Regions from separate parts of the Homo sapiens genome. Here region 1 is linked to region 2. Evidence: chromatin contacts called from ENCODE Hi-C data. All regions are on one chromosome and are shown on one strand. Each heading gives the region's core, a stretch centred on a gene start or an enhancer-like site at or near the end of the contact. The rest is flanking DNA. Distances are from core to core; before and after follow the strand shown. Region 1 holds the start of TMEM37 (transmembrane protein 37). Region 2 holds the start of STEAP3 (STEAP3 metalloreductase).

Region 1 (4,266 bases), core at 194-2,693, 210 kb before region 2:
CCCCCTGGCAAGTCATGGTTGTGGGGATGAAGAGTTATCATCCCGAAGCGGCCGGAGCACCCGCCCTTCACCTGGAGCCTGTGGCCTCCCCAGCTGAGCTCCCACCTTGCTACCAGGCTTCCTCCTCTTCCCCGTCTGGCAACTTTTGCACCTCTTAATTTAGCATTCGCTCCCCCATGCCCTGTTTCCAAGTCTCTCTCCCTACATGGGCTGTAAGCTCCTAGAGGGGAGGGACCGCACCTGGTCTGTCCCACCATGCTGCCTGGCCGGGATTCCAGACATCCCCCAGAACAAAGGGGAGGAATTCCCTGCGCCCCATGCCCGGCTTCGCCCAGGTGCCTAGGTCCTGGCTATAGAAGCGGTTTTGGGGGTGTCCTGTGGGTGGGGTTTCTCCCGTTAGGTAAAGGCAGGAGGAGCCAGTGGGATTTGGAGCCAGAAAGCCCTGGGTTTGAATCTTGATTCTGTTCCTTGGCCAGCCACGGAGGGCACCTTACTTCTGAGTCTCGGTTACCTCATCTATACAATGGGCAGAACGGTGTCTACTAGGTCAGTGTTGTGGCTGAGCGTTTGTACACGAAGTCAACGGGCCTCTCTAATCCTGGAGACAGTCCAGCGGATAGACTCTGCAGCGGGCGAGTTGCGCGGAAAGGAAGTTCGCCCGCTGGGCAGCGGTACCGCCACCCACTGACTTCCCTTTGGGGAGCAGCAGGCCCGAGGGAGCGGGTAGGAATGTGTAGGTTCTTAGCCAACATAAACATCGTGCACTACGCTAAGGAGAAGCCAAATCTTCGGAGACACGGGCTTCTTCCCTCGCCAGAGCCTTTCCCTGAGGTGTCCGCGCGACTCAGCAAGTCCACCCCCAGCCCAGCACCCCAAACGCAGCTTTGGGGAGGGAGACGGTCTTCCTAACCTCCACCCCCAGAAAGGTCTAACTTCCCAAGAGACGCATCCTCTGTTACATAAGCCTCACTTTGCAAGTCGATTCTGTCCCTCCACCCCAGACGCGCCTCATTTCTCACAAAGGGGGACCCTTATGGTAAACTGACCAGTAAGTCACTGGTGACACCAAAGAGAAGAAAAATCTTTCCAAATGAAGTTTGGGAGCCTCGGGTGCTTGCAAGGCCGCGAGCAGAAGCAGCCGGAGTCCGCGCCTCGGGAGCAGCTATGTGAGGCAGGCAGGCCCCCCGAGGTTGCTCCCCGCCCAGCCTCCTCCGGACCCAGGTTTGCAACAGGGGGCGGGCACGGGGGGCGCTCGCACCCCCAGCCCGACGCCGGCGCTCGCGGTGGGTACGCCCCTCCCTCCGTCCTCCCACCCCCAACCTCCCACGGCGGGGCAGCACCCCGGGTCAGCGCCCCGCCAGGCGCCGGCTACCTGCACGCCGACGGCAGTCATGCTGCGCCCGGCGGCCGCGCTGCAGCCTCGATCGCTCCAGCTGCTCCGCTGTGGCCGCCGGCGCCAGCCCGGGACTTCTCCGCAGGGGCGGGGCGGCTGCTGGAGGCGGGCGGGGCGGGAGGGGGCGTTCAAAGCTCGGCGATTAACCCCGGGCGGGCTCCGCCAACCCCGCCGCCCTCCGCGGCTCGGATTACGCTGAGTCAGCGAGGGCGGCCGGAGGAGCCCCTGGGGAGCCGCGGGGAGGACCCGGCACTTGGGGGGAGGGATCCCTCGGGTCCCAGGGGAAAGGATCGGGAAGTCACTCCGACGCTCCCGAACCTCCGAGGACAGCTTCGCCTGGGGCGCAGATTCCTCGAGGGCTGGGACGGCGACGAGGGCCTGAGGGTTCGATTCCTGTTCCAGCTTGCTGAGTCCAGCCTCTGGGAACGCGGCAGGGTCCGAAGGGAGGAGGCAGGCGCAGAGGCTCTGCTGCCCTCACTCTGCGGTGTGACCTTGGGCTGCTTGTTTAGCGTCTCGGAGCCTCGGTTAGTAAGGGAAATAATGAATGTGAAAGGTGGGGCTCTTGCCGGGCCCTCGCTGAGTGTGAACGGAGTGGAACTTTTTGGGGCAATCCTACTTGCGTCCCTAAAAGGGGATGTAAAACCCTGTTTCCTCCTGAACTCCTCAGGGACTATTAAAAATGCAAATATGCCAAACAAATGTGGTTATTTTTTCTCCACCTCGATGGGAACTGAGGTCTCTCTTTTTTTTTTTCTGGACGTTGTCTAGCGCTTGTGGCCCAGGCTGGAGTGCAATGACGCGATCACGGCTCACTGCAACCTTCGCCTCCTGGGTTCAAACCCGTTCAAGCGATTCTCCTGCCTCAGCCTCCCGAGTAGCTGGGATTACAAGCGCGCCCCATCAAGCCCTGCTAATTTTTGTATTTTTTAGCAGAGACGGGGGTTTCACCATTTTGGTCAGGCTGGTCTCGAACTCCTGACCTCAGGTGATCCACCGATCTCGGCCTTCCAAAGTGCTAGGATTACAGGCATGAGCCACCGCATCCGGCCGGATCTGAGTTCTTAAAGAGGCAGCACCTAAAAGCTTTTACCGCCAAAAAGGGTGGAGGTGGGAGGAGTGTCCAAGGGCCACAAATTCCAACAGAAAGGCTTCCCTCCCCCCATCCTCAAATGTGGTGGTAAAACAAGGCCCCTCACTAAATGGCACACATTAAATTGTCTGGTTCACTCAGGCAGGCAGCTCCTGGTGACTTTACCCAAAGACAAAGCAACTGCACTCATCTGTTTTCCCCTTTAGAGCCATGTGAGAAAGAGGGGTAGTTACAATTGTCTGTATATCTTCCACTTAGATATTCATCTGATTCCATCCCTGCCCAACAGACCTTGTCAAATCCTTTACCCCAGTCCTGGAGCTTGACAAACGGAGAAATGGCCCAGGCACAGGAAGGCTTGGCCCAGGCCACCCACATTGAGTCCACTGGAGAGCTGGGACTCCACTTACCCAGCAGGCCTAGTCCAGGTTTGAGTTCTTGCCACCATTCTGCACCAGAGTCACCTGGAAGGTTTGTTAAAACAGATTGCGAGGCCCCACTGCAGAGTTTCTGGCTGAGTGGCCTCAAGTGATGTTGGTGCTGCTGGCCTGGGGGCCAGGCTTTGAGAACCACTGAGCTAAGGCAAAGGGCAGCTGCCCAGGCTCAGCCAGCCTGGTGCCTCTCTGCTCTGGGGCCTTCCCTCCGTGGCCCCCACCTGCTTTCTCCCCAGTCAAGGGTCCCAGAAGCCAGACTCTCCGCAGCTCTGGGTTCTGGATAAAGAGCCCACATGGGAAAGGAAGACCTGTCCTGTTGCGGGGGTATCCTTTCACTGAGCCCTAAGAATGCCCTGTGGGCTCTCCCAGGTGAGATTCTGGATCATAGCATCTCACCTGGCCAAGAGGGAAGTGCCTGGAATTAAAATCAGAAGAACAGTCAGGTCGGGTCATCTGCACCCACTGCCTTCTCCAGTTTCGTGTGTGGTCAGGCATGTTTCTCACAGCCTGTTACGCTTTGTTGGTAAGAATAGAAAAGTATTGAATCAGTAGAATTTAGAGCAACATGTCTTGTCAGCAAGATAGTTGGAGAAGCAGAAATGACTTAAGAATAATAAGGAGGAAGTGACTATCCAGTTCTGATCATCTTATGCTCACATGAGGACTGGGAATATGGCCAGAATTTGGGTGGAATCTGAGCTGAGACTCTAAGACCTGGAGTCTCCTGGTACCTCTCTGGCTTAGGGGGTTGGGGTGGTGCGGGGAGTGGCAGCATCCACAGCCCTCTCAAATCCTGGTGAGATAGCCAGAGGTATTGGGGTCAGAAGTCCCAAAGCATGGCGCTTTGACATACACAACTGAAAAAGCCTCAAGGTCTCTCTGACCTTCCCTCCCCTCACCGTCTCTCCCAAAACACAGGATGAAACTGAAGTTCCTTTATCTGCCTAACATCCAGACCCACCAAAAGGAACAATTGTGTTTCTTCTCCTCCCTGTAGGACTGAGAATGTGACCACACCCGGCAAGTTAATCTCTATTCCCTGATCCATTCGGCTAGCCCCTCTACAGAATTCGTCTTCTCTCCTCTCCCATCACCTGTTCTGCCAGGATAGTATAGAAGCTTCTGAGCACTGCTGAGGGGTGGGCATACTCCGTGATTCTCCCGGGGTGTACACCTTGAATTAATGTATATACCTTTTCTCCATTTAATGTGCCTTTTGTGAGTTTATTTTTCATTGAAACTTCAGAGGGTGAAGAAGCTTTCCCTTAAACCCTGCAGAGACAAATACCGCACCAGGAGAAGAATGTCCAGAGAAGCAGGGAGTTTTAGTGTGAGGGGAAACATGGCAG
Region 2 (4,564 bases), core at 928-3,427:
TTCGGTCTACAAGAGCACTAGGCCTGGAAGGCCCCTCACTGGTTAACTCGCAAACCTGAGGTGAAGAAGGAGGGATCCGATATTTACTGCACTCCTAAAACTCAGCACTTCACACACTTAGTCCCCCAAATAGGCATACTTGTTTTATGAGGATATCCTGTTTGAAGCCCTTGGCAAGGTTTTGCAAATAAACAGAGGTTCAGAGAGCTGAGGGCTTCATGTTACGGGGTAAGGAGCTGAGATTTGGACTCGTCCATCTGACTCCAAAGCCAGACTATCCCCAGCACTCAGCCAGCGACCTTTTGCCCACTCAGCTCTCAGGTGTGCGCCTTTGGACTTCACTCAAGAACTTTCACTTTTTAACCACCTGAAGCCCTGCCCAGCACCTTGGTCTCTGATAAGTCCAAGAAGGGAAGGGCTGTGGGCCAAGGATAGGAGATATGAATGGGAGAGGAATCTACCTGTTTGACATCTCTAGGCTGGAGAGGGAACATGTGTGATCCCAGCTTGACCTGGCCTGGTCCTGGGGACCTCAGCAAACCTGGGGCAGGCTGTTCAACCCCCAGGTGGACAAGTGGCCCAGCCTGAGCTCCCTGCTGGCTCTGAGGCCAGCATTAGACTGTGTCACTTCCATACCTGCTGCCGGATTGCCTGGCTGAGGCCACCTGCTCCATTTAAGCCCCCTTCAGGACACTAGTGACACCATCTACCCCACCCCGCCCACTTACCCATTAGACATTCACTAAGCACCTGCTCCTTGCCAGCCCCTCTGCAGGCCACCAGGGACAGAGATGAGTAAGACATAGTCTGGGTCCTCCAGGTGCCCCTAGCTGATTCAGTCAGCTTCGGATGGGACTTGGGGATCTATATTTTTAACAAGCCTTGCAGGTGACTGAGAGGACACACCCAGGTGAGACCCTTTGGTTTTGTGGACCTTCTGGCTCTCAGCACTGTATTCTTGGGGCTGCCAGAATCCCCGTGAGGACACAGCCTGTTTCGCCCCAGTGGTAGGTTCCTCTGGGCTCCAAGTCAGATAACTCTGGGTTCAAATTCTACTTCTGCAACTTCCTAGCTGTGTATCCTTGCAAAATACGTGGACTCTCTGAGGCTGTTTCCCCATTTTTAACAAGAGATAATGGTGCCTTCCTGTTGTGAGGATTAACTGGGATATTGTGCTCAAAGCCCTTAGCAAGATGCCTGGCACACATAAATGGGAATATCTGCTGTTAATTATATTATGGCTGCACTCTGATGGACAGAAATACCTCCCTGGGGGCATTTCCAGAATCCCCACTTCTGGAGCCCATCTCTGAGGTGGCCCTGGATATTTGGGAGGCCTCTCTGTGCCCTCTGCCAGGGCTCCAGCGGGACCTTCCTGCTTCTCCCCACGGATCCGGCTTTCTGGTCCCCAAACCGCATATTATCTGGGCACACCCTCCCCTTCATTTACCCAGAGTGACCAAAGTTCCAACCACACCTCTCCGGGCAGCCTGTCCCCAAATTTCGGGGAAGTGGGCAGGAGGGGGAGCTTTGCCGGGCAGGAGGGGGAACTTTGCCAGGCAAGGGCTCCGCGGGCAGAGGCGGGCACTGGTGAGGCCAGCCTCCTCCTGGGGACCAAGGTCGGGCGCCCCTGCCCAGCCCCTGCACCTGCCCCTGTCCCTGCCCTGTTCGGCTGCGAAGGGACTGGGAGGTCTGGCGAGGAAGAGCCTGGAAGATCCCCGCCCACAGCTACCAGCCCTCCTTTGGGACCGCTGGCCAGAGCCCCAGCCGTGGGGCACACGGGACCTGTGGACTCAGCCGGGGTCATCCGGAGGGGCGCCCACATCTGCACCCGGGGCTCCGGAGCCTGCTCCCCGCCACTGTCGCCGCCGGCCCTGCCTAACCTGCGCGGCGCAAGCGGCTTCCACGCCTAGGGAAGGAAGGCACACGGGGTGGGGGCCCCGGAACCCGGTTTCTCTGCCGCCGGGCGCACGTGGCTCGGTCCCAGGGGACAGAAGTCGCCTCCAGACGTGTGGCGGCACCCGAGGTCCGCGCAGCGACGGCGCAGGGTGCAACCGGGCGGGCGTCTCGGGGACCGGGCGCAGCACGCAGCCCCGCGGAGACCGGGGGAGGGTACACTCACCTCTGCGGCCCGCCGCTCGGAGCGACCGCGGCAGCTGAAGGTCCGCGGCGAAGGCGGTGGCTCGGCCCGAGGCTCCTCCTCCCCCGCGCCCCACCCGCCCGGGAGGGCCGGACCTGCAGGGGAGGTGGCCGCCCTCCAGCCCGCCGCAGCTTATCCGGCTCGGCCACCTCCCCCGGGGCCGCAATCAGGAGCCGCCGGGTCCTCGCTCCCCGCCCAGCCCTGCACAGCCCCGGCAGCGGTGGCAGCGTCCAACCACCCTCCTCCCCTGGCCCCAGGCGGGAGGTCGCCAGCCGGCGCCAACACTTCCTGATTTGCAGTGCCCGGCACACGGCTGAAGTGAGCAGAACTCCGGGACCTCCTCTTAACCCGGCCACGGAGGGCACCGAGGCCAGGGTGACCTCTAGGCCCCCCTCTCTTAACCTGAGGAGCACCTCGAATCCTTGTCCATTTTATAACCGAGGCCAAGTGGCAGCCACGGTTGCAGGTGGGAAGAGACCAGGGCTCCAGATTGGGTCCGGATCCCTTCCCTCTCAACAAGGTTGCGCCCAGGCCTTTGTGGTCCCCCCCCAATCTCTGTCCCTTGTCCACCCTTAGGGCAGACTTTTGACCCTTCCCAGCAGTCCTCAGGTTCCAAGACCGGTGGGATGGCGGGTACCTTTCTCCCGGAGCTGCCTCCCTGTCTAGGCCTTCTGGGCTCTGAAACCCTACCCGTCCCCCCTTCCCCCTGGGGCACTGCCCGCTGCCCTCCGCACTTCCAATGCCGATGGCTTCACAGCACTGCAGCGAAGCAGGGCGTAAGTAAGGGGAGGCTGTCTGTGGGCACCTCTCTAGAGGTGTGCGCCCTGGTCCGAAGCCCCTTCTCACCTGTGGTCACATTTGCCGGCTGCAGTTATTTTCTTTACAGGTGAGGAGACCCGGGCTTTTCCGCTCAGATTCGTGGAGGCTGAGTGGGGGTTCCTGACCCCTGGTACTCTTTCTAGAGTATTCCTGGGAGACATACACTATTAGCCTCTGATAAGGAGCTTCAGGTTATTTTTAGGAAGTCTAAGAATCCTGTTTTCTGGGGAGCCAGCCTCTGTTGGGGAGATAAGCCTCCGGAGGCCAGAGGCAGGAGCTGGGCCTCAAGGAAGGCCCCACAACTGGACCCCAAAGGGCACGGTGGGGAGGAAGAGGCAGAGCTCTGGTCTCCCTGTGGAGGGAGTGCTGCTGTAAAGCGCCTTTCCCTCCACCCCCAACTCCCGCCGAGAACCCCCCCACCCCCGCAGGCAGTTTGCTTTCCCCCTCCACAGCTTTCCTCCTACCCGAATACCCACCTCCCAGCTCTCTGCTCAGCCAGGGCCCAAGGCCAGAGCCTCTCTTCTCTTGCAAGAACTTTCCTGTCCCACCTTGCCCCAGGGCAACACCTCTTATGGCAATTCTTACAGGTCCTTTATCCATTCAACACTCACAGTGCCCCAGGTGCCAGACAGTGCTCCCAGTGCTGGAGACACACGTGCCCAATGGAGGTTCCTGCCCTTAGGGTGCCAGGGCTGGTGAGTGGCCCCTGCAGTGGGTTGTAAACTTTGAGAAGACAAGACCCAGTTCCTAGCCCCCTCTGGTGCCCCTAATATGCTCCCCCTGCAGTAGCTGTTCTTTTGATGCCTGCTCCTGCTGATGGGGATGGCTGAATAGCCTTCCTTTAATGCCCAAGGACAGCACAAGGAAACCGAGCTTGGGAAATGCAAACACTGAGAGGTCTTCCAGCATCTTTGGAAGAATCCCTGGGAACCAGTGTCTTTTTGTGGGGCTCTCCATGCATGAGTAAGAGAGAGGAAGACTTTTTTTTGAGGCGGGGAAGCGGGGCTCTCCATGAGTAAGAGAGACAGGGGGAGACATTTTGAAGGCTGGGCTGCCAGAGGTCTATAGAGGATTATCTTAAAAGGAACATGAACTCCTGCTGGAAAAAGTAGAGGGGTCTGAAATTTCTCACAGACAGGGAGGGAGGTGAATACCCTACTTGGGCCCACACACTTTGGCAGAGAGGCCACCGCCCACGCCGTTGACCTTTGGTGCTTGTTCTGTCCACTGACCGTTGGACTAAGGGGGCCTTGAGTGTGAGCTTGTCTCACCTGGCATGGGGTCAGGTGTTTCCAGAAGCTTGAGAGCCAAATTTCCCAAAGCAGACGAGCCCTTTCCTACTCCAGGGAGGAGTGCAATGTGCTGAGCTTTGTTGAGCACCTTCTATGGGCCAGACTCTGGTGTCCTCTGCCAAGGATAGAACAGTCAGAGCCATCCTTGCAAGATGTTTGCCAGATCGCATTTCTCCTCTGCTCAAAACTCTACCCCCTCCCCCAGCAAAAGTAAAGTCCTTGCAATAGCCGTGGCCCAGTGTGATTGGCCTTCTCTCTGCCCTCATCCTCTGTCTCCCTCTCTCTGCTCACATTCAGTCCCACCTCAGATGAA

What was found. Hi-C counts contacts between places; a loop is a spot of excess contacts on that map. Pooled maps may share reads with other maps.
Region 1: a loop to region 2 is called in a pooled map, with 6 times the contacts of the local background. The contact joins the promoter of TMEM37 here to the promoter of STEAP3 in region 2. A Hi-C loop is called at or near these places in 1 of 37 single-sample maps with no recorded cell type and 4 of 50 pooled maps.

Annotation. Positions count from the first base shown.
Region 1 is chr2:119,429,031-119,433,296 of GRCh38, reverse strand. It overlaps TMEM37 (transmembrane protein 37), which reads right to left and starts at 1,443. Exons shown (of 2, transcript NM_183240.3): 1 at 1,373-1,443. The coding sequence starts at 1,393. RefSeq lists an enhancer at 502-1,008 and a silencer at 1,292-1,671.
Region 2 is chr2:119,221,447-119,226,010 of GRCh38, reverse strand. STEAP3 (STEAP3 metalloreductase) reads right to left here and starts at 2,177. Exons shown (of 6, transcript NM_182915.3): 1 at 2,123-2,177. RefSeq lists silencers at 1,525-1,594, 1,655-2,434.